Linked DNA regions of Homo sapiens: all the other regions are linked to region 1. A link is an interaction called in ENCODE POLR2A ChIA-PET data of the cell type or tissue named here. Cell type or tissue: OCI-LY7. All regions are shown on one strand. Links, peaks and the distances in the headings refer to the core of each region. The heading gives the core; the rest is flanking DNA. Region 1 has its middle 96 kb from the start of SERTAD2. Region 2 overlaps CEP68 (centrosomal protein 68). Region 3 has its middle 23 kb from the start of LINC01800.

The links. ChIA-PET counts read pairs that join two places held together with the same protein. Peaks named below come from ENCODE experiments on the same cell type or tissue, not always from the same donor. Only the 100,000 strongest peaks of a DNase experiment are listed, where the experiment ranks them.
Region 2: POLR2A ChIA-PET joins it to region 1 with 19 read pairs; 9 of 35 experiments call an interaction of 5 or more read pairs at or near these places.
Region 3: POLR2A ChIA-PET joins it to region 1 with 20 read pairs; 24 of 35 experiments call an interaction of 5 or more read pairs at or near these places.

The regions. Positions count from the first base shown.
Region 1 is chr2:64,744,484-64,755,162 of GRCh38, forward strand. No RefSeq gene overlaps it. Among named protein-coding and RNA genes, the nearest start is that of SERTAD2, 96 kb to the left of the region's middle. RefSeq lists silencers at 1,218-1,297, 5,839-5,908, 6,240-7,239. In OCI-LY7, for the core only: CTCF peaks have their summits at 6,155 and 6,357; DNase peaks (open chromatin) are centred at 3,358, 5,188, 5,598, 6,678 and 2 weaker places; H3K4me3 peaks cover 4,813 bases; H3K27ac peaks cover 4,930 bases.
Region 2 is chr2:65,058,839-65,069,517 of GRCh38, forward strand. It overlaps CEP68 (centrosomal protein 68), which reads left to right. Exons shown (of 7, transcript NM_015147.3): 2 at 10,561-10,679. The coding sequence starts at 10,607. Among named protein-coding and RNA genes, the nearest start is that of CEP68, 7.8 kb to the left of the region's middle. RefSeq lists enhancers at 2,343-2,844, 8,730-9,498, 9,499-10,265. In OCI-LY7, for the core only: CTCF peaks have their summits at 6,069 and 6,273; DNase peaks (open chromatin) are centred at 6,073 and 6,363; H3K4me3 peaks cover 844 bases; H3K27ac peaks cover 1,326 bases.
Region 3 is chr2:64,834,912-64,845,590 of GRCh38, forward strand. No RefSeq gene overlaps it. Among named protein-coding and RNA genes, the nearest start is that of LINC01800, 23 kb to the right of the region's middle. RefSeq lists enhancers at 3,435-4,634, 5,211-5,260. In OCI-LY7, for the core only: no CTCF peak of the experiment used is centred there; DNase peaks (open chromatin) are centred at 3,300 and 5,200; H3K4me3 peaks cover 1,625 bases; H3K27ac peaks cover 2,660 bases.

The DNA.
Region 1 (10,679 bases), core at 2,336-7,335:
AGATGAAATTTAAATAAAAGGTAGACTAGTTTGATCATTTTATTTAATATGTTAAAGGTCAATATTCAATACCAAAGAGTTATACATACCAACACACGACACATTATAAACATCAATGTGAACTTTAAATTCAAAAAGAAAACTGATCATTCTAAGTTTCAGTGGGTTGGCTACTGAACAGTAAGGACAATATGTTTTTTAAAGTTGCTTTCTGCTTAGAAACCTCACATTTGAGGATCACTATTCACTCTTCTTAAAGTCAGTTAGAAGAAATATTTCTTTACATGCCTTATTTGTTTTAATAGTTGTTATTCTGAGTAAACTAGAATTTCATTTTCGCTTAAAAAAGTGAGTAACATCATGAGGTTGTGACAATTCTGCTAATAATCACAGAGACATAAAACTGAATTCAAAGGAATGTATATAATGCTAATTATATACATTGACTTTTAAATTTTAATAATTCCTAACTCATTGTTAGGGACACAGTTTCTTAAAACGCAGCCTTTCCACACAGGCCTTCCCTAGCTTTCCTAAATACAAAATTAGCTGAAATAAATTAAATCCTCCAAGCCACTATATTTTGAAATAATGCATATTTCACTGCATTCAAGGTAAAAAAAAAAAAAAGTTAGTATAAAGAAGGGTCCTTTCCAGGGATTCCATTCTTCTCAAAAAAATAAAAATATAAAATAAAACAAGATGGGTCCTACAGCCAAGTAATCCTTTCGAAATTTAAAAGTAAATAATATGATTAATTTTTCTATTTAAATACACTGCTAATGGAATCTAAGTCTGAACATGTTTTCCTGCAATGCAAATATAAGTTTTATAAACTTTAACTTAATAAAATGTATTAACTCTCAAGATACCTGAAGTTTGTTCTCAAAAATATCAACATCTGTTATAACCCAGGATGTACCAAAATCTCAGTGTTACAACATTTAAAACCCCATTCAGCTAAACCAAAGTTCATTGCTTCTTTAAAAGGTACCATATATATATTTTTGTGAACATACTAGTAAGAAGTCTCTTCACATATAAAATTAAAAGGAAAAATGCCCATTAGGTAAAAAATCTGAAAGGTCACAATTTTTAAATAATGATGAACAAATATTCATTTATAAATGCTAATGTTTACTTTGTATTTGCTTGCATTGTGTCCTTCTCAAATGCTTTTAAAAAGCACTTACAACTGACCCCTACAACTTCCTCTGTGAGTGAGCAGAGGGTAACTGCCTTCACTCATGGAGAGTGGTAAAGGTTAAGTGTAATGCTCAAGGTCACATGCCAATCAGTAGCATCACTCAGTATAGAACTTCATGGACCTTAATTCTGAGTTTATGCCATAAGATAATGCATACGTTATTTTCTTCTCCTTTTGATTACTGACAAAGTGTATAGATAGTTATCCATGTTCCTAATGTTAGAAGACAAGGATAGAAATCGCAAGCCTCAAAGGTTATTTCTACCCTTCCTTGCTCTTCTTTCCAAATAATTGTACACAACAAACATTGTTTAAAAAAAAAACCTGCGGAAATTGTATATGTCTGTAAAACACTAATAAATACCCAAATGTCCTCACAAAAAAAAAAGCTGAAAGAAAGAAAGAGGTGTGACCTATAGAATAAATGGCACGCTAAAATGTGTCAAGTGAAAAATAGACTTTCGATCTTGCAACCAAACACTTAAGCATAGGTTCTAAGTGCTTATAAATTATTATTTTTTAAAGTTTCACTGTAGATTAGCTGCTTTAAATGTATCAAAACAAAAAAGGGCAAGTTTTCTAAATTAATTATTTTAGCCAATGAAAATGTAATATATTCAACTGAACTGGGTAACTGATGATTTGGTTAAACGAAGATTTATATACACAAAATTGCCCACATTGTAATAGATATTTCATATATGTGTTTGAAAAGTTTTAACAATGTGATGGAACACTGTAACAATTCTGAGTAGATTAGTATTCAGATTTTATTACCAAGGATCTCTAATGAAAGATAATTCTGGCTTTTTATAACTTCAGAGGGCTCAGTAATTAGACTGGATTTTATTGACAAGTAAAATAGAATGATTCTATAAATGAGGCAGGCGGTAGGCCCCATGAACTTTGCTTATTTTGAAAAATATATTCCCCAATTGAGTAACCATATTAAGCGTATGGTAAAGTTTAGAGTGTGTTTTATTTACTAATTACATATGCTTCCTTTATGATTCCTGCCACACTATTTAGTGCAGCTATTTCAATAGCTAATTATTTATTAAGACTGCTCAAGAGAAAGTTTCACTCTTGAATGGAAAGAGAATAAGGATGTGGTCCCTAAGGAAATGATGCCATTTTAAATTTCACAGGATTAGGCTGATACATTATTATTATTAATCTGTAACAGATAATAACATCATATCATCATTTTTGGGACATTCCAAATCTAATTCATATAATTCATATTAATTATTAACAACATCCAACTTAATGACAGAAAGTGTGGGAGTCAGATTTTATGATTAAAAACTGGACATGTCAGGTATCAAAGAAGGATATGACAGGCATACTTTTCAGACTATTTTCTGTTTAACCTTGAAAATAAAAAATAGTTCCATAATGAAGAGTAAATTATACTGTAATTCCTCTCATTTATTCTCTATTTGCAAAAATTGAGAAAGTGAAAATTCAATTCAATAATACAAATAATAGTATTACTTATATTTGTATAAGTATCACTTATAATGTCACTCAACTACTATAAACATGAGAGTAGCATTATTTAATTAATTTCACATGCATTAATTAAGCTTCTTTAAATAAAAGGTACTGGGCACTGGAGATTAAATTATAAATGAAATACTATTCTTACCCTCAAAGAGCTTTGTTTAACAGGAGGGAAAACCACAGATAACAGCAAATGTGTGATATGTATTACACTTTAATAGAGGTATGTACATTCTATTATGCAAGTTTAAATGAAAGGGGATCAACTCAATTCATTCAATAGCTAAATTTCTTTTTTTTTTTTTTGAAACAGGGTCTTACCAAGCACAGTGGCTCATGCCTGTAATCCCAGCACTTTGGGAGGCCAAGAGGGGTGGATCACTTGAGGTCAGGAGTTCAAGACCAGCCTGGCCAACATGGTGAAACTGTGTCTCTACTAAAAATACAAAAATTAGCCGGGCGTGGTGCCGCACACCTGTAATCCCAGCTACTCAGGAGGCTGAGGCAGAAGAATTGCTTGAATCTGGAAGGCAGAGGTTGCAATGAGCCAAGTCTGCACCACTGCACTCCAGCCTGGGCGACAGAAAGAGACTCTGTCTCCAAAAAAAAAAAAAAAAGAAAAAAAGAAAAAGAAAAAGAAAAAAAAACAGGGTCTCTGTTGCCCAAGCTGGAGTGCATGCAGTGGCGTAATCACAGCTCACTGCAGCCTCCACCTCCAGGGCTCAGTAGCTGGGACTACAATCATGTGCCACCACATTCAGCTGATTTTTGTATTTTTTGTAGAGACGGGGTTTTGCTGTGTTGCCCAGGCTGGTCTCAAAGTCCTGGGCTCAAAGTCCACCTCAGCCTCCCTAAGTGCTGGGATTACAGGCATGAGCCACTGTGCCTGGTCCAGTAGCTCTATTTCTTAAAGAGTCATACAAACTCTAGATTAAAAGTATAAATCTCATAAAACATTAGGCATATTGATAAAAATTTTGATTATTTTATTGATAACAATAAATTTATCTTTACAAAAAATTGTCTAAAAAACATATTCATATTTCAAGATATGCAAAGCACATAAGAGTTAAACTTGCAAAGATGCACCAAAGACTACTCAAGATCTTTGCATATATTAACTCATTCTGTGCGATCACAATAACCCTATGAAGTAGGTGCTATTATTTCCATTTTACAGATGAGGAAACTGAGGCTAACTTGGCCAAGGTCACAAAGATAATGAGGAAAAGCTGGGGTTTAAACTTACGGAATCTGGTTCTGGAAGCCCCACTTTTTTTTTTTTTTTTTTTTAATTATTTTGTAGAGACCGGATCTCACCATCTTGACCAGGTTGGTCTCAAATTCCTGAGCTCAAGCCATCCTCCCACCTCAGCCTCCCAAAGTGCTAGGATTACAGGCATGAACCAGCGTGAGGTCCTACTCTTAACCACTACACTAGACACCTCTCTAAGACTGCTGGTGATGATGGGGTAGCTAACCTGGAGTGCTCTGTGACATGTACTCTCATGCAACCTTACAACAACCCCTTGAGAAGTCATTCTTTCCATCTACAGGACAAAACCCACAAAAGCCAGGTTAGAAACGTCCCCCAAGGTCACACAGCCAGTGAGGGATGGTGGTAAGATTCAAACTCTGGCAGCATGGCTCCCTTGTGCTATGAGGTCTTTCAATAATTCAGTCTTACACTCATAAAAAAGGTCACATGATAAAATTTACTAAACAATTCAAAAAGGTTTTGTGTAAGTCTTCCTGAAACACTCTGGAAGGTTTTGGGGCTTATGACAAGCATTTCTTTAAGACAGCATTTACATTTAAGTCACTTTTCATCTTTACTACTTTGGGCTGATCATAAACACATTTCTGCTCTTTAAAAAGAAATATTTCTGTAGCAACTTGGCAGATTTCGGTACAGGAACAGTCTATTCTTTAAAATTAAATTTAGTAACAACTTATTCTGGTTACTCTGAAAGAGAAGGAGAGAATGAACTATTAAGAGGCCTTTCCTGTACTTTAATGTTTCAAAACATGTTTGGTTTGGCCTCATTTGAATCTTGTGGACAACTAGCCCAGAACTTGACTCAAAAAGAGTAATACCATTTTAAAACAGCTGAATTCTAAAAAGCAACCTCAGAAGCCAACTCTGAGCAACTATTTCTCATAATTTTTACTTTTATTTCAAACAAAATATGAAAGATGCATATGGCAACATCCTCATAAAGCATATATAGACAGGTATTTGTACTTCTGAGCTATGGACAACCAAGAAACCAAATCAAAATTTTACAAAATTCTGTAGTATGACATTGCTGAACAAGCAATGAAGTACACAAAAGATGGATATCAAAAGAGAAATAATCCATATTTCTCTCATATCCTTAACATGCTCCATTGTGTCCAGTGACTGAGAAATTTAAAACTCTGTGTTGTAATGCCTCCCTGTAACAGAGGTGAGCTAAAGATGAAGTGTCAAGCTGGATTTCCATCTTACCTTGCTTTCCCCCAACAGGTTCAAAGACTTCATAACCTTTGATACGGACTTGATATTTTTTCAATAGGGAACCCATAAAACTATTTTCAAATAAAAACACTAAGCAATGCCACTAGACAATCTGTCTTTCTCTGCTTTATCGCTGCCCTATCGCCACGCATTAAAATTAAAAATACCTTTCTGCCTTGCCTTTATTGAATAAAAGTTTAACTTTGAATTAGAAGAAAACGTACCCATCGTCCCTTTTACACTTTTTGCAGGTGATAGAATCTATCAGATCACATTGGTGGCTATCACTGCTCTCTAAGCATCCTAAAGACAGAAAGCATGCCATTACCAAATGTTTTATAAGCGTTATAATGCCCCGATGGTGGAAGTCTGGCAATACCTAGATATACAGCAAGGCTGGTGAATAAGGAGCTGAGGGGCGGAGGAAGCGGGAGCGAGGGAGGGAGGAAAGGAGGGAGTCGCCACCTTAAATCCACGCCGGACCGGGAACCTGCAGCCCACAACCTGATCCCTGCCCTCCCCAACAGTGGACCGGCCACCACATTTTTTCAGATCCTCCTCACCCAACCCAGCACAGCACTCACCCTTCTGCGAAGAAGTCGGCACCCAGTCCAGCTCCGAGACGGGTCGGGGTGGCAGCGAGGGAGGGGGCGTCTGGGCTGTGGGCGGGGGGTGTCTGTGCGTCACTCGAGTACAGGACGGTGAGTTCGAGGGGTGGGAGCGCAGAGGAGCGGGGAAATCAAGTCACGGCCGAAAAGGGAGAAGGAGAAACGGAGGGGTGGGGTGATGGAGCGCCCCCTCCCTAAAATAAACCCACCGGCCCCTACGATCTCTGCCCCAGAGAGGGAAAATAAAATCAGGGGAAATAATAGACCAACCAATAAATCTCTAAAACGACGAGGAGCGAGGAACAGACTTTAATTTAAAGGGGGGAAAATTGAGCGAGGGCTGGAGGGGAGACAGAGGGAAGCGGCTCTGGGTCTATCCCATGCCTTTGCAGTCCCCAGGCAGAGGAGGAGGCTGGCTGAGGGGAAGTTGCAGCGGCTCCCGAGGAGGAGGAGGAGAAGGAGGAGGAGGATGTTACACCGTAACAAGTACAGACAGACAGCCATGGATCAGAGGGGCGCTGCAAGCAGGAGCAGGGGCGGCCGCGGCGGGGCGAGCGGCGGCGGGCGGCAGCACCGCCTGCTCGGCTCGCTCAAGACATTTAATTGGATTGATGGGTTGTGCAGTGACTCACAGACTTTACAGAGTCGTACAGCAATCCCCGCCCAGCTGGACAGGGGTGATGCGGCGGGGACGGGCGGGGTAAGGGGGCCGAGAAAGAGGTGAGCTAGGAGGCGGCGACGAGAGGGTGAGGAGCTGAGGGGGCGGAGCGGAGCGGAGCTACCCAATGGTGAGGCCCATCGTTCCGACGGGCGTGGGCCTCGACCTATGGCGGCGCGGCTCGTTAAGCGGCTGGCTGCACCCCTGGCCCAATGAGTCTTCTAAGGACACTGCCGCGAGCGGGGCGGGGGCAGTGGAGTGGGGGGTGGGGAGAGGTGGGTGGACGTTCAAGTGTGGGGTGGAGGGAAGGAGGAGGCGCCGGAGACCCGCGGAGTCACTCGGCCCTCCTCGCTCCAGAAGTGCGCCTTCTGCCAATCCGAGCGCCTCGCGGGAGTGATGGACGCGAGCGTGTGGCCAATGGGGAGGAGAGGGCTTCCGCAGCCGGCCAGAGGGGAAGGAGCGGGCGGGCCCGGCCTCCTCCTCTCCACCAGCTCCTCTCCGGGCCAGCCCTCCCCTCCCGCGCGGCTCGGGTCAGTCACGCAAATAACAGTGTGAGGGCCGGGGCTGCGCGGGGGGGCGGCGGCCCGCTGCTGGCTGCGTGACAGCGATGGGGACTGGCTGTGCTGCCTACTCTGATCCGGCAGGAGGAGGCGGCGGCGGAGGCTGGCTCCTAACTCTGCGTGCAGGCGGCGGCTGCTGCTCAGACTCTGCCTGGCGCTGCCGGGGAGCCCCTACGGCCAAACCCCACTCCCGGGGGACAGCCAGATTTGGAGTGAATCAGATCACGCAGTGCCCACTCTTGGAGACCGCTCCGGGGGAAGTCCGGCGGGGCTGTGTGCTGGGATCTGAGGAGGCTGGAAGCCGTAGGCGGGAGGCTTGGCCGTGACATTTGCCCCTTGCTTGCTTGCCTGTTTTCTGGGAAAGTCAGGGTAGGGTGTGGGCAGGTCGAAACAGCTCCTGAATACGTCCTGTTGCTTTACTGAGTTTCTGGAAAAGGCACTTCTTAACCTGGTATGAGCGAAGCTGTAAATGCATGTCGATACCTCAGCTTCCTCCAACCCTCCCTCCCGCACGGATCTTCCTCCCACTGGCTCACCTTGAACCCTGACGTCGGTGCTCCGCAGCACCCACTACTAGATCTTCTCCTCCCTGCTGATTCCCAGGAGTTATGGCTTTTCACAGTTTCTTGGCTACTGTCCAGCAATCATTTTACAGACCTTAACCCTTTACACACCCTTGTACTTGAAAGTACTGTAACTGTAACCACCAATAAACCTGAATGGAGATGTTCACTAAAGCAAATACACTGGCAAGAACCCACCTTCTTCCCCACAGGTGCATTTCTGCACGTAATTTGAGACTTAAAGACAATTGCTTCTGTGAAGAAACTAAGGAAAGGCAAATTAGACACTGTATCTCTACTCAAATTCACTTAGAATACCCGACATCCCCTTTCCACAAAGGAGTCATCTGGAGAGACCTAGGAATAATTTAGCTTTGGAGTCTTGAAGTGAGCGAAATCTTTACATACGTGTGTGTGTATGTATATATATGTATATATTTCAAATATATATATGAAATTGAAACCTACAGTGCTCTGGAATTCAGAAGAGAGATACTAAGTGAACACAAAGGTTTACTTTGGTCATATTGGGACCTTCCTTGATTATTGTCATTTTAGGATACAGATCCTTCCCCTGGGCCTGTTAAGACATACAGCCTGACACTTCTTTTCTCTTCCCTTTCTGATTTTAGCCCTACTCCATGATTTCTTTCAGTAGTCCTGAGTCCACTTACAAAAATGAGCTGTGCCACAAACTTCTTGTAGCACACAGCTTGTGTATGTGTTGCCTCTCAGTATGCTGAAACTCCTTTGGAATTCCACAGTGCAGGAAGGCCAGTGTCCTCATCCCAAGACATGATTTGCAAAAAGTGGACAGTGTTCCCTTAGCCAGGTCACCCTGTGGTAAGTGAAACAAATTAGATCCCTTGTGTGGGAAAAATTCACTTCTTTTCCAAAGTGGGTTATTGAACTACATTTAAGAATGTGCTGGCTGGGTCCAGTGGCTCATGCCTATAATCCCAGCACTTTGGGAGGCCGAGGTGGGCGGATTACCTGAGATCAAGAGTTCGAGATCAGCCTGGCCAACATGGTGAACCCTCGTCTCTACTAAAAATACAAAAAGAAAAAAATTAGCTGGGCCTGGTGGTGCGTGCCTGTAGTCCCAGCTACTCGGGGAGGCTGAGGTAGGAGAATCGCTTGAACCCAGGAGGTGGAGGTTGCAGTGAGCCAAGATCGCGCCACCGCACTCAAGCCTGGGCAACAGAGGGAGACTCCATCTCAAAAAAAACAAAAAAAAGAATGTGCTAATGATACATTTTAGAAGCCCCTTTCTTATTTCCTCCACTGTGAGGTCATTTCATGACTCAGGTGACTATAATTGATCAGAGTATTGTTTTACATATGAATAACCCTGAAGAAGATTTTGAATCTTCTTCATACACTAGAATGTAGTGCGTAGTATGTAGTTGAGTAGACATTCACTAGTATCTTTCAGAGGATCTGCAAATACCTAGGGTTAGCATCTTGTGGCAGAAGCTGCCCCTGTGTCAGTTGTTACTGGCATGCATCCAGGCCCTACCGTGTGCCTTCTAATTTTGTGCTCTCCTTAGTCCAGTGTTTCTTAAAGGGAAGACACACCCAAATTCCTGGATCTGCTGAAACCTATTGAGTTATCATCTCTGTAGGCTCTACCTGGACATCTGCTCTTTAAACAAATATCCCAGGTGACTTGAATAAATATTAACATTTTAAAATATTAAAATACTAAAATAAATATTTGATTTGAGAACCCTTGTTTATTCCTTTGTTTTGAAAATTTGAGACCCCCTGTTTATTTCTTCCTTTCCTCCTCTTCCTTTCTTATGTGTATCTATTTCTATTTCCTTTCTCCCTTTTTTTTTTTTTTTTGAGACGGAGTCTCGCTCTGTCACCCAGGCTGTAGTGCAGTGGCACGATCTCGGCTTACTGCAACCTCTGCCTCCCAGGTTCAAGTGATTCTCCTGCCTCAGTCTACTGAGTAGCTGGGATTACAGGCGCGCGCCACCATGCCCAGCTAATTTTTGTATTTTTAGTAGAGACGGAGTCTCACCATGTTGGTCAGGCTGGTCTCAAACTCCTGACCTTGTGATCTGCCCACCTCGGCCTCCCTTAGTGCTGTGATTACAGGCATGAACCACCGCGCCCGGCCTATATTTTCTACCTCTCATTTTTGTGCTCACTTCCCCTTCTACACTGCTTGCACACAGGCCTTGCGGGGAAGGAGTGATCCCTAAAAAAGAGGATGAAGATGGCCAATAGTCTTCTATAAATAACATGAGCATACCTCATAACTACAGCACTAAGAAGTATGGGCAAGTCAAATAAAGATCATATATGCCTGAAAAAAAAATCACTGTAATTGATGTTGTATATGAATTGTAATATGTGAGAAGCTTACTAGTTTATGATCTTAAAATACACAGAGACAGAATTTTTTCTATGTAGGAACATTTCAAAATGCAAATTTCAATGTATTAATTTCAACAACTATAGTATTATAGTATTATTGTCATTTTTCTTCCAAACAGTGAGATGTACTAGTGATGTACTGGTAGTATACTAGTGATGTAATAGTGATGTACTAAGGCTGTGATGGTTATTTAAAAGATAAAGTACTATATGAGATTTTTGGTGTCTCAAATGGCTTACAATCTATTTGAGAGGCTCAAAAGTACACACATGCAACATTAAAACAGGAACCTGAGGAAACGTGTAGGGAGGCTTTAAGTGTGTTTGTCAGAGATAAGCAGAATTTGGTTCATTTCTATATAGTTTTCCTCTTGCTTATCTCTACTTTCTAATCTGTTGTGATTATGAGTTGGATGTCTTTTTTAAAATCTGAAAAACAAACAGTATGTCATAATAAAAGATTTCCTTTTTATTGTTATTTATATATTTATGATTGTAGCTGATCAGTCTCGCTCTGTCGCTCAGGCTGGAGTGCAGTGACGAGATCTCGGCTCACTGCAAGCTCCGCCTCCCGGGTTCAGGCCATTCTCCTGCCTCAGCCTCCCGAGTAGCTGGGACTACAGGTGCCTGCCACCACGCCCGGCTAATTTTTTTTTGTATTTTTAGTACAGACGGGGTTTCACTGTGTT
Region 2 (10,679 bases), core at 2,970-7,969, 310 kb after region 1:
TTCCTGATTCTCTTTCCACAGTGAAAGTATTCCGTAGAAGATTATCTGTTTATGTGTCTGGAGTCTCACCACCAACTAAAGATTGATTTGGTGCCAAATAGCAATTTGGCCAAGAGTTACAGTAGTACTTGATACATTCTTAACGGGGTCTGTTATCTGAAATGGTCATGTAAAATCAGAGGAGCTAAATAGATGGGGGCCTCATGTGGCTGACAAAAAATCTTTACCTGGTTGATCCATCCAGAAAGAAGCAGAGCTTATGGAGGTGGACTCTCCTTATAACTTAAATCTGTTCTCATGAAGAAACTGTCTCCTATCTTTAATGTTGTTCACCAACATCATGAAAAGCCCAAGAAATGTTCCTGTTGGCTTTAGACCTGTCTGCCAGCTAGAAGTGTCAGATACAACTCCTGGGGGACACTGCGTCACTTCCAGGTTTTCCTGCACCACTTTCTGGTTACAGGAAACAGGTTAAGTTGCACATTTCCTTGTAGCTGTAAGCTCCCTTGGCATATTGGTTTCTCTTAAATTATTTCCAGTTTCCAAAACAAATACCTTTCCCCTCCTCACTTGTAACTGGCACAGGAGAAATTCAGGTCTGTGATTCTGTTTTTAACATAGCCATCATGAATCTCAAATTCTTTCTAGGGAATACTATTATTTCTGGGGACTCCCTTTCAGCTGTGGTATTCTATAATTAGCCATTAAAAACCTGCCACAAGGTGTAAGCCTTTTCTAATGTCCTGTTGCAAAGGCCTTGAAGACAAGGGCCATAAATTTTCTTCTTGTGTGTGGCTGGCATATAGGCACCCAAGGAATGGTTGTAAAGCTATTTTAGTTGTTCCTTCTCAGGGTGCTGAAACAGCCTTACTTACCAACCCAGTGCTTCTGAAACATTTTTCTTACCAAGTCATCTGGAGATATTGCTAAAATGCAGGTTCTCATTCCAAGGTTCTGGGGCAGGACCTGAGAATCTGCATTCCCAACGAGCTCTGAGGTGATGCAGATGCTGCTGGTGCTGGATCACACTTTGATAGTGAAGTGCTAACCCTAGTATCTACATTTGCTTTTTAGAAGTATTGGGTAAATGGGTTTTATTTTCTTATGGTATTGGAATAAAATCTTGGGTTTAGGAGCTTTTTTCTATTTTTTGTTTTAACAATTTCTCTATCTTGTTAAAAAAAAACTATTTGAGGAATTGTTCCAACATACTTTGATGTAATAAGATTTTTAATAACAGCAATTGAGGCACATGGAGTGAAAAAAAAATAGGAGAAAGTCAAGGAAGAAATTAGCACAAAAAGGCAAGTACCTCTCTGTCCTATGCCTTTTACTCAGGTGAGATTGTGTATTTGGCCCTGAGCTTTGTAGCAGCCAAAGCAAAGAGGGAAATTTTTTTTTATCAGTTTTGCCAGTACTTATAAAGTGAAAATGTCTGCTGAATGGAGACAGCTGTTTCTGTTATTGAGGCCAGAGAATTCTCCCATGGCTTCTCCAAAGAGAATGCTATGGTACAGTGAGTGGCAATCTTAATAGTATCTCTTGAGAGCGGTAAGATTCTTCTCAGTCTTCATACGTGCAGCCTGATGACCTCACAAAAAAGTGTCAGGGCCGGGCACAGTGGCCCATACCTGTAATCCCAGCATTTTGGGAGGCCAAGGAGGGAGGATTGCTTGAGTTCAGGAGTTTGAGACCAGTCCGGGCAACATAGCGAGGCCTCGTCTCTTAAAAAAAAATAAATGAATAAAAATAAAAACTGTCAGTATAGTAAAAGCAGTGGTCTGTGGAAATGCACCCATGTGGTCCAGGTACAGCCTCTTCTGACAGTGACTTTTGTTATAAGGAAGGTGTTTTTCTGCTTTGCTCTTTAGTGAGAAAAAAGGTGCTGTTGATTGACATATTCAGCCCTCAGCATCCTTGTACATTGAGCTTTGTTACACATGGACACTCTGCTGACTGCTGAGGAGGCCAGAGAGCTTGGGGTTGAGGGGAGGAGTAGCTGGGACTCAGTCAAGCTCCTTGTAGATGTGACTTACATCTCTTTAAAGGCTATCTAGGTTGGGCGCAGTGGCTCACGCCTGTAATCCCAGCACTTTGGGAGGCCGAGGCAGGAGGATCACATAAGGTCAGGAGTTCGAGACCAGCCTGGCCAACATGGTGAAACCCTGTCTCTACTAAAAATACTAAAATTAGCCAGGCGTGGTGGTGGGTGCCTGTAATCCCAACTACTCAGGAGACTGAGGCAGGAGAATTGCTTGAACCTGGGAGGTGGAGGTTGCAGTGAGATAGCACCACTGCACTCCAGCCTGGGCAACACAGCAAGACTCCATCTCAAATTAAAAAAAAGAAAAAAAAGGGCTACCTAAAGACCTTGCCTTGTAAATGAGAACATTGGCCTTGCTGGGAGGCTGTCTGGTAGCCCTGGTCAGTCAGCCAACAGATAAGTGAGTGAGAAGGCGAGGGAACAGACAGCCAAGCAGCCTAGCCCACAGCCCTCCCTACCGCATTGATCTACAGGGACCCACTGGCTCCTCCTAGGGCCCTGGGAGATTCCTTCTGTTCTTTTGACTCTAAGCAAAACTTCCAGAAGCAGCCCTGGGGAGAAAAGAAGGGGCTCCCGGTGCCCAAGGATCCTGGGGATGGCCTCGGCCCATGGCCAAGCCACAGCAGACACAGTCTACCCTCCGTAGCTTTGAGTCTTTTCTTCATTTTCACTTTACTTTGATTTTACCTGCAGAGAAGGGGGACAAAGTGCTCAGAGTGACCTATCCCACAGTGAAAGACAGGGCTGGTGTGGGGGACTGTGGGGCTCCAGGGGGACTTCCCAGCAGGGCAGGAGCAGGTGGAGCAGCAGTTGCTCTTTGCTGCTGGCCTCCCAGTCTCAGGCCTCCAGCCACAGTTTTCCTGGCACCCACGCCACCCTGAAGCAGGCCTCAGTCACCTTTTGTGACTGGCCCCTTTGTTGGCTTCCCCTACGTGTCTTTACCTCCTTTCATGTGACCTCCCATGCCTGCTTGGCCTCTGCCTTTAAGCTCCTTTATTCCATAAATCTAGTTCCCCCAGAGTTCTTCCAGCAAGCTCTGCTGGGTCCTGCCTTCTGTTTCCTTGTGGACAGTTTCATGTTATTGGAGAAAGAGCAGCATGGAAAGCCTCTTTGGTTCTCTGGGCAGGTTCTGCCACTGTGTGTTCATGGCAATTATCACTTATTCCTGTGGCCTCCTGTGAAAACAGGTTTGGAGGTTTTGGCCCTGAACTCATAGGGCTTGCTCAGTCTAGCAACACCTGGCCTCTGTGGCTGGCACAGGTGACTGTGCGCTCAGGTAAGAGACGAGCCCTTGCCAGAACAGAGCTCCCTGGGCAAAGTTGGTATAAATGAGATTGTTTCAAAGGGAGCTCACGACTTAAAGAGTCCTGGCCAGGTGCGGTGACTCCCGCCTGTAAGCCCAACACTTTGGGAGGCCGAGGCAGGCAGGTCACTTGAGGCCGGGAGTTCGAGAGCAGCCTGGCCAACATGGTTAAACCCCGTATCTACTAAAAATAGAAAAATTAGCGGGGATGGTGGCACGCACCTGGAGTCCCAGCTGCTTTGGAGGCTAAGCCAGGAGAATTGCTTGAACCCGGGAGGCAGAGGTTGCAATGAGCCAAGATCTCGCTGCTGTACTCCAACCTGGGCGACAGAGTGAGACTCCATCTCAAAAAAAAAAAAAAAAAAAGAGGCGGGGCGTGATGGCTTATATCTGTAAACCCAGCACTCTGGGAGGCCTAGGCGGGTGGATTGCCTAAGCTCAGGAGTTCGAGACCAGCCTTGGCAACATATCGAAACCCTGTCCCTACTAAAAATACAAAAAATGAACCACGCATGGTGGTGCACGCCTGTAATCCCAGCCATTTGGGAGGCTGAGGCACAAGAATCCCTTGAACCCGGGAGGCAGAGGTTGTAGTGAGCCAAGATCGTGCCACTGCACTCCAGCCTGGGCGACAGAGCGAGACTCTATCTCAAAAAAAAAAATAGTCCTAGGGGAGGTCCTTTTTTGTTGAAAGGAGGATTGCTCTCTAGTTGATCATTCATCTGTTTGAGGGGTTTAGTCAAGAGCAAGAGCAGAGCCTCACCCCTCCCACAGTTCCCAGTCCTCCTCTCTCCATCTTGGACAGAAGTGAGTGGGAGGAAGCCCGGCAGCTGTGACAGGAGTGTCCTAGGGTGATGCAGCATATACGAAGAAGGGTCAGATGTCCAGGCTTAGAGTTTGTGTTACCACATGCATGATTTGTGGGCGTATTTTTACTGTAGGGCAAGAGTAAGCCAAGCCTACATCACTCCTAATTATATCTGGTGGATCATACAGCCTCTTCAGGTTCTGGAAACTAACAGAATTTTAATAGCAAAGTCCAGATGGTCCCTAGAATATCCTGAAGCTTATGTGGCTTGTCTCTTGGTTTGACAAAGGACAAGGCAGTTCTGTTGTGTACAGACCTTTCTCAGAGGGTAAGGTTGAGTTCACTGTCTGTGCTCTGATGTCTCCTGTCATTCAGTCCAACCTCCTGGCACTTCCTTCATTTGGGAGGCGACGGGGGCCTGTGCCCCATCATGGAGCTGCTAGCCTCCAGGAGCACTGTAAAATGTGTGATCCGAGAACGGGAGGCCCCACATTAGGAAATTGTTTAAAGCTGATGACCTGGGAGACTGTGTGGGTCCAAGACAACAAGCGCTATTCACCAGTCTGAGAAGGATAAGCTGCCTCTTATTAGAAGTGCAACCTGAATCTATCGCCCCCACCCCTACCCCAGAGGGTTAGGAGGAATGATGTGTAAAATCTCGGATCTATGGAAATGAAGACCAGACCTTCATGCAGTGTTACAGATGGCCACCGGCCAGATGCAGACAGGGTTGAGTCCTAGGAATCCAAAACTTGTGCGTTTATCATAGCCTGGGCCAGTGTTTTCTTCGGCATGATTGCTGTTTTAAAAGAGGTTTGTCTTCAGTCATTACTTCAGGAAGTTTTCCCCTATTATTTTTATCCCAACTGATTTCTCCCTTTCGTTGCATTTTGGTAACATTTCATAGACAGTTTTGAATGCATTATAGATTGGTTTTTATTTTCTTTCACATGTGTCTGTCTTGGTTCTCATAATAAACTTGTATAATAGGGGGGAAAAGCATGATTTGTCAGGCAGATTAATAAGATTATGAAGGGACTGTTTATCCAGTCTAAGAAAGTAACTACCTTCATTCCGTCTTTACAGACGTACAATTTCCTTGAAAATCATTGAATTTCAGATCTTCTTACCTGGTTGCTGAAGGGACTTTGGCCACACTACTAACCTAGTTTAGGTTTGTGTGTATCCTTGTAAGTTACTTAGGGATGTCAACTGAATAGTTTGTAATAGCTCACCACTCCCTATCTCTCCAGGCTAAATAGATACCTTCTTTTTTGAATAATGAGGTCCAGACAAGATGAATAAAAAGTACATGATCAAAACAAAGGGATAATTTGTTTGCACCCCTCCCTTGCCCCATCATCATCTTATTCCAGCACCTTGTCTCAAGATCGCACCCTTTAGTGAGAGGTGTGGGGAATCTCTAGCCATTGAGAGAGTTTTTAGAAATCGAGCAAGAGGCCGGGCGTGGTGGCTCACACCTGTAATCCCAGCACTTTGGGAGGCCGAGGCAGGCAGATCACGATGTCAGGAGATCGAGACCATCCTGGCTAATGTGGTGAAACCCCATCTCTACTAAAAATACAAAAAATTAGCTGGGTGCGGTGGTGGGCGCCTGTAGTCCCAGCTACTCGGGAGGCTGAGGCAGGAGAATGGCGTGAACCCGGGAGGTGGAGCTTGCAGTGAGCTGAGATAGCGCCACTGCAGTCCAGCCTTGGCGAAAAAGCGAGACTCCGTCTCAAAAAAAAAAAAAAAAAGAAATGGAGCAAGAAGTAGCAATTGGGAATTATGGGCTATACCCAGCCTTCACCCTGGTTTTTCTAGCTCACGGGCGCAGCTGTTCCCCTACTTATGAAAACAAAACTTGCCTGTAAACGTCTTCATGTGCAGTTTCTTAATGAGCCACAAGGTGAGGATGTGGCTCCGTAAGATCTCTGTCTCAGCAAGATTTGTCACTCTTCTCTTTGTCCCTCCACCAGTCTTCTCTCTCTTCTGCTTTGTGGCTTAACTGTTTGATCACTTATTCCCCAGTTGGCTCATAAACAGCTTGGGCTCTGGAGTTGGGCAGTCCTGGACTTGTCTCACTCAGAGGCTTCGTTTCCCCATCTGTGACGTGAGGATTAAAGACCCTGGCTCCCGTGGGAACTGGCCCTCACATGTGCTGGTGGAGTGTAGAGTGATACCACTCAGCAGAGGGCCACTTGGCAGTGTGTGCAAAAGCACCCTTCGCCTCAGCAGCTCTACTTCTGCAATTCATGCTGAGGATGTGCCAGCACAAATGTGTGTGCATAGTGACTCATCATAGCATTGTTTGGACTAGCAAAAAAGACTAGAAATAACCCAAATGTCCACTAATAAGGGACTGGTGAAATAAACTAGTGCGTCCTTACACCAGAATACAGTACTGGTCAGTAATGAAAAAGAGGAAGCTGTCTTTGTACGGTAAGTCCTCACTTGATGTCGTCAGTAAGTTCTTGGAAACCGTGACTCTGCCACTTGAAAGGACATATAACGAAACCAATTTTACCATAGTCTAATTGATATAAATAAGAGTTAAGCTCCTATGGCATATTTCTGGTCATGAAAGCATCACCAAACTTCTAAGTAAAGACTAAAACACTTTTAAATTAAATAGTGAAATAAATGTGAGCTGTACATACATTTATGAAAGATGAATAAAAACAAGTAAGATGAGCCAGGCGTGGTGGCTCATGCCTGTAATCCCAGCACTTTGGGAGGCCAACTAGGGCGGATCATTTGAGGTCAGGAGTTCCAGATCAGCCTGGCCAACATGGTGAAACCCCATACAAAAATTAGTCAGGCATGGTGGTGAGTGTCTGTAGTCCCAGCTACTCAGAAGGCTGAAGCAGGAGAATTGCTTGAAGCCAGGGGCCGGAGGTTGCAGTGAGCCAAGATCACGCCACTGCACTCCAGCCTAGGTGACAAACCGAGACTTCATCTTAAAAAAAAAAAAAAAAACACAAGATTATGATTTACCTGCTTACTCAAATGGGTTCAAGTTCGCAGGTAGCTGGAGCCTGTCCCAGCAGCTGAGGGTGTAAGGAGGGAACCAATCATGGGCAGGACTTCATCCCATGGCAGGGCACGCTCACTCATCTACCCACACTCAGACCAGGACCATGTAGTCAGCCCCATTCACCTAAGTATATGTTTTCAGGATGTGGGAGGAAACCCGAGTATCCAGATGAACTGGATATCATCCAGGCAGACATGGGGAGAATGTGCACACTCCATACAGACAGTGACCTCAGTCAGGAATCAGGGTTTCTTATCAATGATATAATGAAAAGACATTGGACCGGCTGGGCGGTGTGGCTTACACCTGTAATCCTAGCACTTTGGGAGGCTGAGGCGGGTGGATCACGAGGTCAGAAGTTCAAGACCAGCCTGGCCAAGATGGCGAAACCCCGTCTCTATTAAAAATACAAAAATTGGCCAGGCACGGTGGCTCACGCCTGTAATCCCAGCACTTTGGGAGGCTGAGGCGGGTGGATCATAAGGTCAGAATTTCAAGACCAGCCTGGCCAGGATGGTGAAACCCCATCTCTACTAAAAATATAAAAATTAGCCAGGTGTGGTGGTGGGTGCCTGTAATCCCAGCTACTCGGGAGGCTGAGGCAGAGAATTGCTTGAACCCAGGAGGCAGAGGTTGCAGTGAGCCGAGATCACACCACTGCACACCAGCCTGGAAGACAGAGTGAGACTCTGTCTCAAAAAAAAAAAAAAAAAAAATATATATATATATATATATATACACACACAAAAAAAAATTAGCTGGGCATGGTGGCACATGCCTGTAATCCCAGCTGCTTGGGAGGCTGAGGCAGGAGAATTGCTTGAACCAGGGAGGCGGAGGTTGCAGTGAACTGAGATCGCACCAGTGCACTCCAGCCTGGGCAACAGAGTGAGACTCTGTCTCAAAAAAAAAAAAGATATCGTACCAAGTGATGTTACTGAAGGACCTGCTGTATTGCTTAGGAATGAGCCCCTAGATATTTTTTGTAGAGAAAAGAAAACCAAGGTTCTGAATAGTATGACCTATACAGTTTGCTACTTTTATGTAAAAAAAAAAAGGGAGGGAAGGATAAGCCTGGTACAGTGGCTTATGCCTATAATCCCAGCACTTTGGGAGGTGGGTGGATTGCCTGAGGTCAGGAGTTCAAGACCAGCCTGGCTAACATGGTGAAACCCCATCTCTACTAAAAATATAAAAAAATTAGCCAGGCATGGTGGCGCACGCCTGTAGTCCCAGCTAGCCGGGAGGCTGAGGTAGGAGAATCGCTTGAACCCGGGAGGTGGAGGTTGCAGTGAGCTGAGATCACACCGCTGAACTCTATCTAGCCTGGGTGATGGAGCAAGACTCAGTTTCTGGGGGAACAAAAGTGGGGGAAGGATGAACATAGATATTTGCATCAGGAAACAAGGGTCATACACAAAACTAGTAAGGCTGGTTCCCTGATTTTGTGGGAGTATCTAGTAGTAAATATTTTGTTTGATTTGTATTTAAAAATGGGCTGCTTTTTCTCCCATTTGGCTCCTTTGTCCTTCCTTGTAAGGTGACCTGTTACACTGATTCTGTCCATGCCTCCCCATGACACTAATGACAACAGCCAACACTTAGTGTCCATACCATGCCAGGCACTGTCATAGATGTTCTGCCTGCCCTGGCTCATTTTGGCAAAGGAATGGGGGACAAGGGCGGAGAGAGACTTACATCTGCTGTGCATTTTACATTTGAGCTGTATATTACCTTTCAAAAATAATTTTCTGATTAGTTCCTGCCCCACCTGGTGGTTGTGGGAACTAGACGAGCGTCCGTGCGAAGGGCATGCTCTTCTCCAGGGTCACTTCTGAATCAGGCTGGAGCCTGGCATGCCCCATCAGGCAGAGTAGGGAAGGGCCCTCTTGGATTCCAGTGCAAGGCGTCCTCAGTGTGTGCAGTGCCCATCTAGGTGGTATTTCCCAGCGTGTGAGCTGAGTAAGATGAGCCCGCAGCCATTCCCCCTTTGCAGGCTCTCCACCAGCATCTCCTCTTACCATCTGTTTGCCTCCTGACTAAGGAAACAAGGCCATTTCTGCCCACATTTAAGCTTTGAGGTTGGCCCAGTGCACTCCGGGTGGCTGCCGACATCCTGGGCATTCACGGTTCCGTTACCTCCCCTTCCACATCCTCCCAGCATTGGTCTTCCTCCTGTTGGCTTTTTGGCCCCCTACCCCATCCCACCAGGGCTCTCAGCATCAACTTTTGCTGGCATGCTTAGGCTGAGGGTGATGTCCCTCTGTTGTTCCTGAACCTCTTTGTGTTGGAATGGTCCTGTTTGCAGATTCAGCTCCCAAATCATCATCCTTCCCTGAGTGCTCGGCCTGTGCTCCCTCGCCTGCCTGCCTGCTGATTGGCTCTTGCTCTCATGTGCACACATGCTGTGTTACACTTACCCTACCACTGTTACCCACCAGCTTTCCACAGCTTCCCTCCATCACCACGTGCAGCATAACCCAGGCCAGCCTGAGGAGAGTTGCTGATCTCTTTCTCTTTGGTCACTGGCCATCCTTGGAACAAGTAGCTCTCACCTGTTCCACAGGCTGGATGTGGTTTCTGTGCTTTGAGAGGGTCCCAGCCTGGGCAACATGGTGAAACCCTGTCTCTACTAAAAATAGAAAAATTAGCCAGGCGTGGTGGCATGTGCCTGTAGTCCCAGCTACTCAGGAGGCTGAGGTGGGAGGATCACCTGAGCCCAGGGAGGTCGAGGCTGCAGTGAGCTGAGATCATGCCACTGCACTCCAGCCTGGGTGACAGAGTAAGACCCTGTCTCAGAAAAAAGAAAAAAAGAAAAGAAAAGAGAGGGTCCTGCCTCCTCTGCCAGGCAGAGCCAAGCATCTTGGAGGGCATTCTTCCAGTGCCCAGCTGAGGCCTGGGCATGCCCTGACTTGCTGTTCTCTAGGATAGAACAGTCAGAGCCAGGCCTGAGTTGCTTGCTGAGGGGACCGTTACGACAACAGAACCACTATGGGCCTGTGCACAGGAAGGGTCCCACCAGGCCTCTTACCCAGTGGGGTTGGGCTAAAAGGGCAAAAAGGTGACTTAGGCAGGACCCCAGCCTTGATTGGACTTTGGACCTGTGTTGACCCTCTTGGGTTTCTGCTGGTGGGGATGGCACCATCCACCATGAAAGCAGAGGGGAAATGGTGTGCTTCTGTGTCCCCTTTGGAAAGGTCTGGGGCCAGGGAAAAGCCGGAACTCGGTGCTCCTCTGAGGAAGTAGTCACCATTTGTTTCCTTTTTTCTTTGACCAAAAATATGTTTGCCTTAATTGTTAAAGAGCAAGACTTCCTGAACACAGATGTAGAAGATTTATATTTTTCTCTCCCTTCCCCTGTTTTGTAGGAAGCTGAAGTCTTCAGCAGAACCCTGACCTAGGTAGGGAGTCTCAATGGCCCTGGGTGAAGAAAAGGCAGAAGCGGAAGCATCTGAAGACACAAAGGCCCAGTCCTATGGGAGAGGGA
Region 3 (10,679 bases), core at 2,133-7,132, 90 kb after region 1:
GCTACCTTAATTGGTGACTGTATCTTCAGTCTAGTGGCAAAACGGCCACCTCCAGATATGACAATGTCCAGAGTAAAAATAAAAATCATCTTGCCTGGTTCATGTCAAAGGGGGCGGGGAAAGAAAAGACCATCTCTTTCTTGAGTTCCTCTTAGGAACAAGGACATTTTTTTCAGGAGTCCCCTAGTGGACTTCCCATCAGCTCTCATGGGCTAGAAGTGAGTCATACTCATTCTAGCACCAGCCATTGGCAAGATAGACCAATCAGACCCACTCTGGAGCATGGGGTGGGACCGGCTTTTCTTTCTTTTTTTTTTTTTTTTTGAGACAGAGCCTCACTCTGTCATCCAGGCTGGAGTGCAGTGGCGTGATCTTGGCTCACTGCAGCCTCTGCCTCCTAGGTTCCAGCGATTCTCCTGCCTCAACCTCCCTGGTAGCTGGGATTACAGGCATGTGCGACTACACCTGGCTAATTTTTGTATTTTTAATAGAGACGGGGTTTCACCACATTGGCCAAGCTGGGCTCGAACTCCTGACCTCAGGCGATCGGCCTCCTCGGCCTCCCAAAGCGCTGAGATTACAGGCATGAGCCACCGCAGGGTGGGGCCGGCTTTTCTTAGGGCACATGGCAGAATAGTGGGGGAGTAGATCTTGAACAACATTGGAGTTCTGTTAGAAAGGAGTCAGGAATTGTTGCTGAGTGTAAAGTAAACAGTGTTCATCACAGAGGCAACACTGAGCAACTGGGATGTGAACACTATCATAAAAACTATTCAATTTTAGTTTTTTACCTGCTCAAATTGTTCATTTGTTCTCTGCTGCCTATGGGATACATTACATAATTATTAGTTCTAACCAATATTGAGGTAAACCTCTGTCATTTCTTCATAAAACTCCTCTGCTCTGGCCAAGCAGGTCAAGTCTAGAACACACCTTGTATTTTCAAACCTCCTTGACTTTCCCTGTTCTTGGAATGTCTACCCATCTCCCCGCTGCCCCACCTTCTAATAGATAGCCAGATCCTACCCATCCATCAGGCGCTGACCCAAACCCAATTGCTTAGTCTATAACCACATTATATTAATGCCCCAGAGAAGCTTCAAGACCTTCCAGCCCAGGATCATCTCTCTTCAGGCATCTCCCTGCGTAGTTGCAGCTCCTTGAGAGCGGATCCTGTTTTACACTTCTCAGGGGTCCTCTCCACTCCCAACACAATGACTGATGCACACAACGGATGCTCACTAAGTACTTGCTGACTGGCAGGTTAATCAATAAATGCTCACAGACTGAGGAGTGAGTATAACCACCCGCTTTTGAAGCTGCAGACTGGCTCTCAGGAGAAAAAGTCCAGAGGAAGGATGGGAGGGAGTCTGGCTCTGAAACACAGAGGCGCTGCTGGGCAACCCTGGGATGTCCAAGTGGGAGACAAGAGAGATGACAAAAAGCTGAAAGGCACATAAATGACCACCCTCAAACGGACAGGTTAAATGACGTACGATAACCCATTGACTGTCTTCTAAGATGCACGTTTAGTATCATCTCTGCTGGGCGAGTGCTGTTGCTCCATCCCCATCATAGGCAATTGTTATCCCAACCTTTAAGGTAGGGATCCCTGGTGGGGAGGGAAATGAGCAAAGATCCTTGGAAGGTGCCCTCCCTGCAAAAGTCGCCCTTCTCTGTCCTGGGAGGAGTGGGAGGGGAGGGAGAGGAGAGGTTTTTATTCTTAAAGGCAGCTCAGCCTCCAGAGGTCTGCCGTTCCCTGGATAATACTAGATTTACAAAGAGCCTGAAAGATCCCCAGGATTCGGGATCAACTCTGAGTTTCACAAGTGTTTATTTTGAGGGATTAGCCGTCCTGGGCAGGCCTGTTTGTCTAATGGTTAATCAACCAGTCAGCAAACATTTATTGAGGGCCTGCTTACTGGGCACCAAAACAAGCATAGGAGAGAGTCCCCTATTTTGAGGCATTCAGAAGGGTAATTGAGGCCCTGAAGTTAACTAACACCTGCAACAACTAGCAAATGATATGACATCATAACGTGTGCCTCAGACTGCCCTGGTCTTCCCGGCACCACCCCCTCCAAATTCTACTCAGACTTCACCACCCTGGCCCCTGGGGTACAAGCGTGGTTCAGGCTAAGCCAGAGTCCCTCGCTGAGATGTTACCTCTAAAGCCATCAGCCAGGAGAGGAAAAGTGGCTTCCATTGGTTACAAGGTTGTAAGGGGAGAACTAGGAGTGCCCCAAGGCCATATTCTGGCCTTAGTGGGCAGCCAGCTTGAGAGAAAGAAAGAGAAAACCATGCTGAAGAAAGCCAGGCAGGGACAGATGGACAGATAGAGTTTAAGTCGCTGGCCTGCCAGGGCTCCCCAGGGCCAGCTCTAGTGTGGCACTTTCCTCAGAGCAGTTACATGAGACAATATAGTCCCTCCCTTTTCCTTTTAGCTAGGGTGGGTCCTGTCCCCACCTGTGTAGGCAGAGGAGCCCTGAGCAATGAGCACACTGCACTTATTCAGCGGCAGCTGAAGTGATTCAGGAGGATGGCCTTGAAGGTTGTGGAGGAGAGAGAGCATCCAGGGCGAAGACGACGACGTGAAAGAAGGCTCTAGGGGCTGGGCATTGTGACTCACGCCTGTAATCCCAGCAGTTTGGGAGGCTGAGGTGGGTGGATCACTTGAAGTCAGGAGTTCGTGAACAGCCTGGCCAACATGGTGAAACCCTGTCTCTACTAAAAAAAGAAAAATTAGCCGGGTGTGGTGGGCGCCTGTAACCCCAGCACTTTGGGAGGCTGAGGTGGGTGGATCACTTGAAGTCAGGAGTTCGTGAACAGCCTGATCAACATGGTGAAACCCTGTCTCTACTAAAAACACAAAAATTAGCCGGGTGTGGTGGTGGGTGCCTGTAATCCCAGCTACTCAGGAGACTGAGGCAGGAGGATCACTTGAACCGGGGAGGCAGAGGTTGCAGAGAGTTGAGATCGCGCCACTGCACTCCAGCCTGGGCAAAGAGAGCGAGATTCCATCTCAAAAAAAAAAAAAAAAAAAGAAAAAAAAGAAAAGAAAAGAAGGGAAAGGGAGGAAAGGGAAAGGAAAAGGAAGCAGGCTCTAGGGACATGACAGCCCTGGAGGGTGGGTCTGACGGTCGGGAGTGCATGTGGAGGCTGGGAGCAAGCTGGGCAGAGTGCCCTGGGTGAATCTGCTCTCCAGGGGTTCCTGGGAGCTTTGGCTTCTGCCTGACTTCTGGGTTTAGCAGGAGCCCACACTGACGGTCCCCGGACGCACACACAGGCCTCCAGCACACTTCCTCTCCATTTATTATATAAAGCAGAACTGGCACTGCACACTCAGACTATGCTGTAGGTACCCAGGGATGCCATCCTGGAGCAGGCTTTAGTTAATGTTTACATTTTGTCCACATTCCCCTCCAACCCATTCTACTCTCCTCTTCTTCCCGCTAACCCTCGGCTTTTCTTATTCTTCCCCATTTTTTTTTTTTTTTTTTTTAGAATCAACACCTCCCTCTGTCACCCAGGCTGGAAGTGCAATGGTGTGATCATAGCTCACTGCAACCTCAAACTCCTGGCCTCAAGCCATCCGCCTACCTCAGCTCCCAAGTAGCTTGGGATTACAGGTGTGAGCCACATCACTGTGCTCCCCATTGTTAATATGTTGAGACTCTTACTCTGGGAGGAGGAGTGGCAACTAAAGGACCCCAAATCTCTACTTCTTGGGACCTGTATTTGACACTCCATCCAGCAGCTTCTGAATTTCACACCTGATAAAAGCAGGGGTTCTGGATGTTCTCACGGCAACCCCAATTTACACCCAAGAAGGGGCCTTCTGGGTGGCCACCTGGATCCTGGGTGCTTTTCCCTGGGCAGTGTTTATGCCAAAGGCCTGCTTGCAGCCTGGATCTGCTGTGCCCTGAGCCCGCCCTCCTCCCCTCCGCGCCCCACCCCACCCCAGAAGAGCCTCTGCTCTTCCTGCCCTTCTCCTTCCTGCTGCGCCAAGGTGGAGCCCAGCTGCCTCCGCACCCAGCCCTCTGTGACTCAGTGGAAGCCAGTGGCCACTTCCCCCTCCCACCCACCCACACTCACATTCCAACGGCCAGCTCACTTGCTTCTTGGCACTCAAACTGCACCCACCAGGCCTCTGACTAAATAGTCATCTCTTTACGGGACAATTTATGACCAGGGCCAGCCCAGTATGGGAAGAGGTCACGTGTATCTTACCCTCTGAGCACACTCCTTTTGCTCCACAGCTAATGACTGACCTCTGTGGATCTTTCCTTCTGGCCCCTGGCTGACCTGGGGCATTTTATTTAGGAGAACTAGAGTCTTAGCCTTTAGTGTTGTACCTAACACAGTGCTGACTCAATGCATCTTTGAATAAAAGAGGTTTAAAAAAAAATTACTGGCCAGGTGCTGTGGCTCACGCCTGTAATCCCAGCACTTTGGGAGGCTGAGGCGGGTGGATCACCTGAGCTCAGGAGTTCGAGATCAGCCTGGCCAACATGGAGAAACCCCATCTCTACTAAAAGTACAAAAAGATTAGCTGGGCGTGGTGGTGGGAGCCTGTAATCCCAGCTACTTGGGAGGCTGAGGCAGAAGAATTGCTTGAACCTGAGGAGCAGAGGTTGCAGTGAGCTGAGATCATGCCACTGCACTCTAGCCTGGGTGACAGAGCAGGTCTCCATCTCCAAAAAAAAAAAAAAAATTACAAATAAATAGAGAGTAATTCCCCAGGACCTGACAGATCCTACTATTTTGGTAAGGACTCAAGGACTCATTTAGGCCACACCTGGGAAGTTGGGTGGTTTAAAGTGGAGTTAGTGACACCTGGGTTGAAGCCCCAGCTCTGCCGCTCTAAGATCTCAAGCACATTTTATGACCCACCTAAGCCTCCATTCCTCACCTGTGTACTGGGGATGATATCGTGTATTTCATCAATTCTAGGATGTGCAGCTTTTTGCATCTTAATCTCTCTGAAATTGGGCTATGTCTTACAGTTGATATGGGGGTAGGAGATGGTGTATTCCCACTCCTAGATCGACTGTAGTGCCTCTAGGAGTGCCCTGCCAGAGAAGCCCACACTCCACCTCCTGAGCCAGGGTGGCCATATGACTTGTCCTGGCCAATGGAGTGTGAAGCAAGCAACATCTATCACATCCGGGCTGCACTTTCAAAGGCAACTGTCGTTCAGCTCATGCTCCTTTTCATCCACGTCAGCAGCCAGCAAAGTTCCAGATGGAGGCTGTTTCGTGGGCCCTGTCCCACAGTAAAGAGGATGTAGAGCTGAGCTGCAGCTGGTGGGCATTGAACAGAAGCATAAACCTTTCTTCTTTAGCCATTGAGATTGGGGTTCTGTGTTTTGACAGCACAGTCTAGCATATCCTGACTGGTATTTCATGCTCCAGTTAATTGACAGATTCCTTTTTCTTTCTTAATACATAGTGGTGTAACTCACAATTGTTGGTATTGTTGATTCAATGAAACACGGTAGTGCCTCTTACAGACTAATGTAGGTAAATCACTTAGCACAATGCCTGGCCCACAGTAAGTGTTCCATTCATGTTAGCCATTGTTCTATTTCTAGCCCTCTGCATGTAGCCAATGTTTAATACATGCTTGGAGGATGATACTGATGACACATGAGATCAGAACCCCCCTTAGATCCCTTGTGGCATGAGAAAGAGTATCGTAAAAGACAAAATTACAACAAATTTAGTTTAAAGATCTCAACAAGCTTTGTTGCAATTCTAAAATTGGGCAACACTTCGTTCCATAAAACAGAATAAGTGTCCAATGAACTGAGGAGAAGAGGCTGGCTTTACAGACAGAAAAGGCTGAAGAAAGCAAAAACAAAGAACAAAAAGCAGATTGATCATTTCAAAGTTACTTGCCTTGTAAGGCGGGACAGGGAGATGGAAGAGTAGAAAAATCACTGATCAGTGAACCTTGTGTTACTTCGGGCTAACTTTTGCATGTAAGGATTAAGGCAGAGGAAACTTCATTATCGTGCCAACTGAAGATTGAAACTGGCCTGTTTGGAAAATTGGCTGTTACCTTATTTCTCAGAAGGTCAGATAACTTAGTTTTAGTCTGGTGAAATGGAATTTTGGCATGCGTGACTCTAATTTTTTTTTTTTTTGAGACGGAGTTTCGTTCTTGTTGCCCAGGTTGGAGTGCAACGGCACACTCTCAGCTCACTGCAGCCTCCGCTTCCTGGGTTCAAGTGATTCTCCTGCCTCAGTCTCCCAAGTAGCTGGGATTACAAGCATGCACCACCACGCCCAGCTTGTAGAGATGAGATTTCTCCATGTTGGTCAGGCTGGTCTGGAACTCTTGACCTCAGGTGATCTGCCCGCCTCAGCCTCCCAAAGTGCTGGGATTACAGGTGTGAGCCACCGCGCCCAGCCAGCGTGACTCTATTTTTAGTCTTGTCTGTTGGGGCCTAGTGCAGGAGCTTAGTCCAAAACAATGGCCTCCTGCAATTTTTATTTAACAGTATAGATAAGTTCAAGTAAATAAAGTGGCATTGGCACTTGATTTTGGAGGCTCTTTGAGGGTATAGGTGTTTCTGATGCCCTTTCTGAAAGCTTTTTCAGGGGCTACTCGTTTAGGTAGGTAACTAAGAAAGCTGAGTTTTTATTCATATTAGTTAACAGTTTATTGCCTAGGATATGAGAAAGAGGAAGAAACAACTCAAGTGTGATGTGGCAAGTTTTTGGTGCAACAGAATAAAGAAACCACAGTCTCTTAGAGCAAAATATAAGCATCTTGAATTTTTGCAGAATCAAGTATGGGCCACAGATCCTGCTCTGAAGATACCATACTTCCAGCTAATTCTTGACCTTCTGTGTTAAACCCCGTGCTCTGGAACAAATCTCTCCAGGAATTTTATAGCCAGCCCCTGCAGACCCAAAAGTAGGGAGAGTGTTCTACATGCTGGGCTGGGCTCAGGTGCTGTGAGGGCAGACTTGCCAGAGCCACTTCCCATCCCTTTGGCATCCTCTCCCCTGAACCTCATATTACCTGTCTGTCTCCTCCTTTACTTCCTCCACTTGGGAAGATGACAAAAGTAATTTATCCTAAAGTATTATTGGTGTATGCATTACTTAAAGGGGAACCTAGAAAATGAAAAAGGAAATCACAGGACTGTATGTTAGGTTATGTTAGGGATCTGTTACGTTTCTCATCTCTGCTACCTGCGTCCACCTCAATCTTTTCTCTCAGCAGACAGCTCTCTTCACTCAGCTGTCAGCTTGCACATGGTCTCATAAAATGGCTGCCCTAAAATGGTGGCCCCCGCACCTCGTGACTATGTGACTTTCAAGTCTAGCACCAACTAGCTAGACTTTCTGTGGCCTCCAGTTCCTGAGAGGGAGGATCTGGCTTCATGTAGCCTACAGATGATTCCACTGGGGTCAGTTGACCATATCTGGCTCAGTCAGTCATGGTGCTGCTACTATTGGGCCAGTTAGTTTCTCTTAAAGACCAGGATGTTTGGTGTATTACGCAGGATTTGTTGAGCTGCATGTGGCAGAATATTCAAAACAATAGCAGCTTAAAAATACAAATTTCTGGCCGGGTGTGGTGGCTCATGCCTGTAATCCCAGCACTTTGGGAGGCTGAGGTGGGTGGATCACCTGAGGTCAGGAGTTTGAGACAAGCCTGGCCAACATGGTGAAACTCCATTTCTACTAAAAATACAAAAATACAAAAATCAGCCGGGTGTGGTGGCAGGCCCCTGTAATCACAGCTACTCGGGAGGCTGAGGCCAGAGAATTGCTTGAACCCAGGAGACGGAGGTTGCAGTGAGCAGAGACTCCGCCACTGCACTCCAGCCTGGGTGACAAGAGTGAAACTCCATCTCTCTCTCTCTCTCTCTCTCTAACATATAAACATATATTATATGTAACATATAAACATATATTATATGTAACATATAAACATATATTATATGTAACATATAAACATATATTATATGTAACATATAAACATATTATATGTAACATATAATATATAATATATAAACATATATTTTATATATTATATGTTACATATAATATATAATATATAAACATATATTATATATTATATGTAACATATAATATATAATATATAAACATATATTTTATATATAATATATAAACATATTTTATATATAATATATAAACATATTTTATATATAATATATAAACATATATTTTATATATAATATATAAACATATTTTATATATAATATATAAACATATATTTTATATAATATATAAACATATAATATATATAATATATAAAAGTATATAATATAAATATATATAATATAAACATATATAATATAAATATATATAAAATATAAACATATGTAATATATAAACATATATTATATATAATATATAAACATATATTATACGTACAATATATAAACATATATTGTACGTACAATATATAAACATATATTATACGTACAATATATAAACATATATTATACGTACAATATATAAACATATATTATACGTACAATATATAAACATATATTATACGTACAATATATAAACATATATTATACGTACAATATATAAACATATATTATACGTACAATATATAAACATATATTATACGTACAATATATAAACATATATTATACGTACAATATATAAACATATATTATACGTACAATAAACATATATTATACGTACAATATATAAACATATATTATACGTACAATATATAAACATATATTATACGTACAATATATAAACATATATTGTACGTACAATATATAAACATATATTATATGTATAATATATAAACATATAATATATAATATATATTATATATATGTTTATTATATATGTTTATATATTATATATAACATATATTATTATATTATATATGTTTATATATTATATATTATATAATATATATGTTTATATATTATATATTATATAATATATATGTTTATATATTATATATTATATAATATATATGTTTATATATTATATATTATATAATATATATGTTTATATATTATATATTATATAATATATATGTTTATATATTATATATTATATAATATATATGTTTATATATTATATATTATATAATATATATGTTTATATATTATATATTATATAATATATATGTTTATATATTATATAAATAATAAACTTACATATTTTATTAAGTATAATATATAAATATAATATAACTTACATATTATATTTTATATATATATAAACATAAATTTTTTTCTTTCTCATATAAGAGGCGAGCAGTCCAGGACTGGTACAGTGGCCCCTTGATCACTATCTGGGTATGCAGCTTCTATCCTCAAGGTCACCTCATGATCCAAGATGGCTGCTGAAGTTCCAGTCGTTACATCACATGGAGTTGCAGGCTGGAAGGAGGAAAGAAAGACAAAAGCTCCTCCACTCCCTGCTGTCATCTCCCATGAAGCCCCCAGAACACTTGCACTTGTCTCATTGCTAGGACCTAGTCACATAGGTTGTGCACACTTAGCTCTAAGAAAGTCTGAGAAATGAAGGGTTTTTTTTTAGCAAGACACATTGTCACCCAGAATATAATCAGGGTCCTTCCACCAAAACAAAGAATGGAGAATGGGTATTGAGGGATGCTCAGAGTCTAAGCCAGAGTTGGGAGGAAATAACAGACACTTCCAATTATGTTTTAATGCATTCTTTTTCTATAAGAAGGCCATGTCACTTTGGAAATTTAAAACATAAGTAAAAAAACCATTTTGGAAAAAATAAGAGAAATTCTGGAAAAGAGAGATCAGCACTTACCCTATAGGAATAATTTCTGAAAGTGGAATTTCAGGCATCAGAGAGATGGTGTTTTAGAAGAGGGAGTAGAAACCCTGCCAGAGCCCTCAAGTCAATGCACACGAACACATGGGGCTAGGGCACACTACCTATGGGGTAACCCTACTCCACAAAGAGCAGTTAAAAAAAAAAAAAAAAGCCTATTCAGGTTGAGAGAGTTCTGTAGGTGTGGATGTTCATCCTTTCCTATGCTTGAAGCCAAATATATGTTTTAATACATGCTAGTTTTGGCCAGGTGCAGTGGCAGATTACATGCCCGTAATCTCAGCACTTTAGGAGGCCGAGGCAGGAGGATTGCTTGAGCTCAGGAATTCAAGACCAGCCTGGGCAAAATAGGGAGACCTCATCTCTACAAAAAAATTAAAAAATTAGCCGGGTATGGTGGCACACACCTGTAGTCCCAGTTACTTGGGAGGCTGAGGTGGGAGGATCATTTGGGCCCAGGAGGTCGAGGCTGCAGTGAGCCATGATTGCACCACTGCACTCCAGCTTGGGTAACAGAGTGAGACCCTGTCTTAAAAAAAAACCCAAACAAAAACATACAAACAAACAAACAAAAAAACGCATGCTAATCTCCATATCTGTCTACACTTTTCTTCTCCTCTTCACAATGTCACTCACAGAGGGGAAACATGAAGTTTGCCATCCACTCAAATGCAGTTCTTTCTCCTCACCACAATCACTCCCTATGCAACTACCTGAGAACTCTTTCAAAAATGCAAGGCAAGCGTATTCCTCCACTGTTTAAACCCTTCTCAGATTCCCTGACCAAGGCAGGCAAACTCCCTCCTCATGGGGCCCCTTCCCTAATTTCCAGTCCTGCTTTCTGTCAGC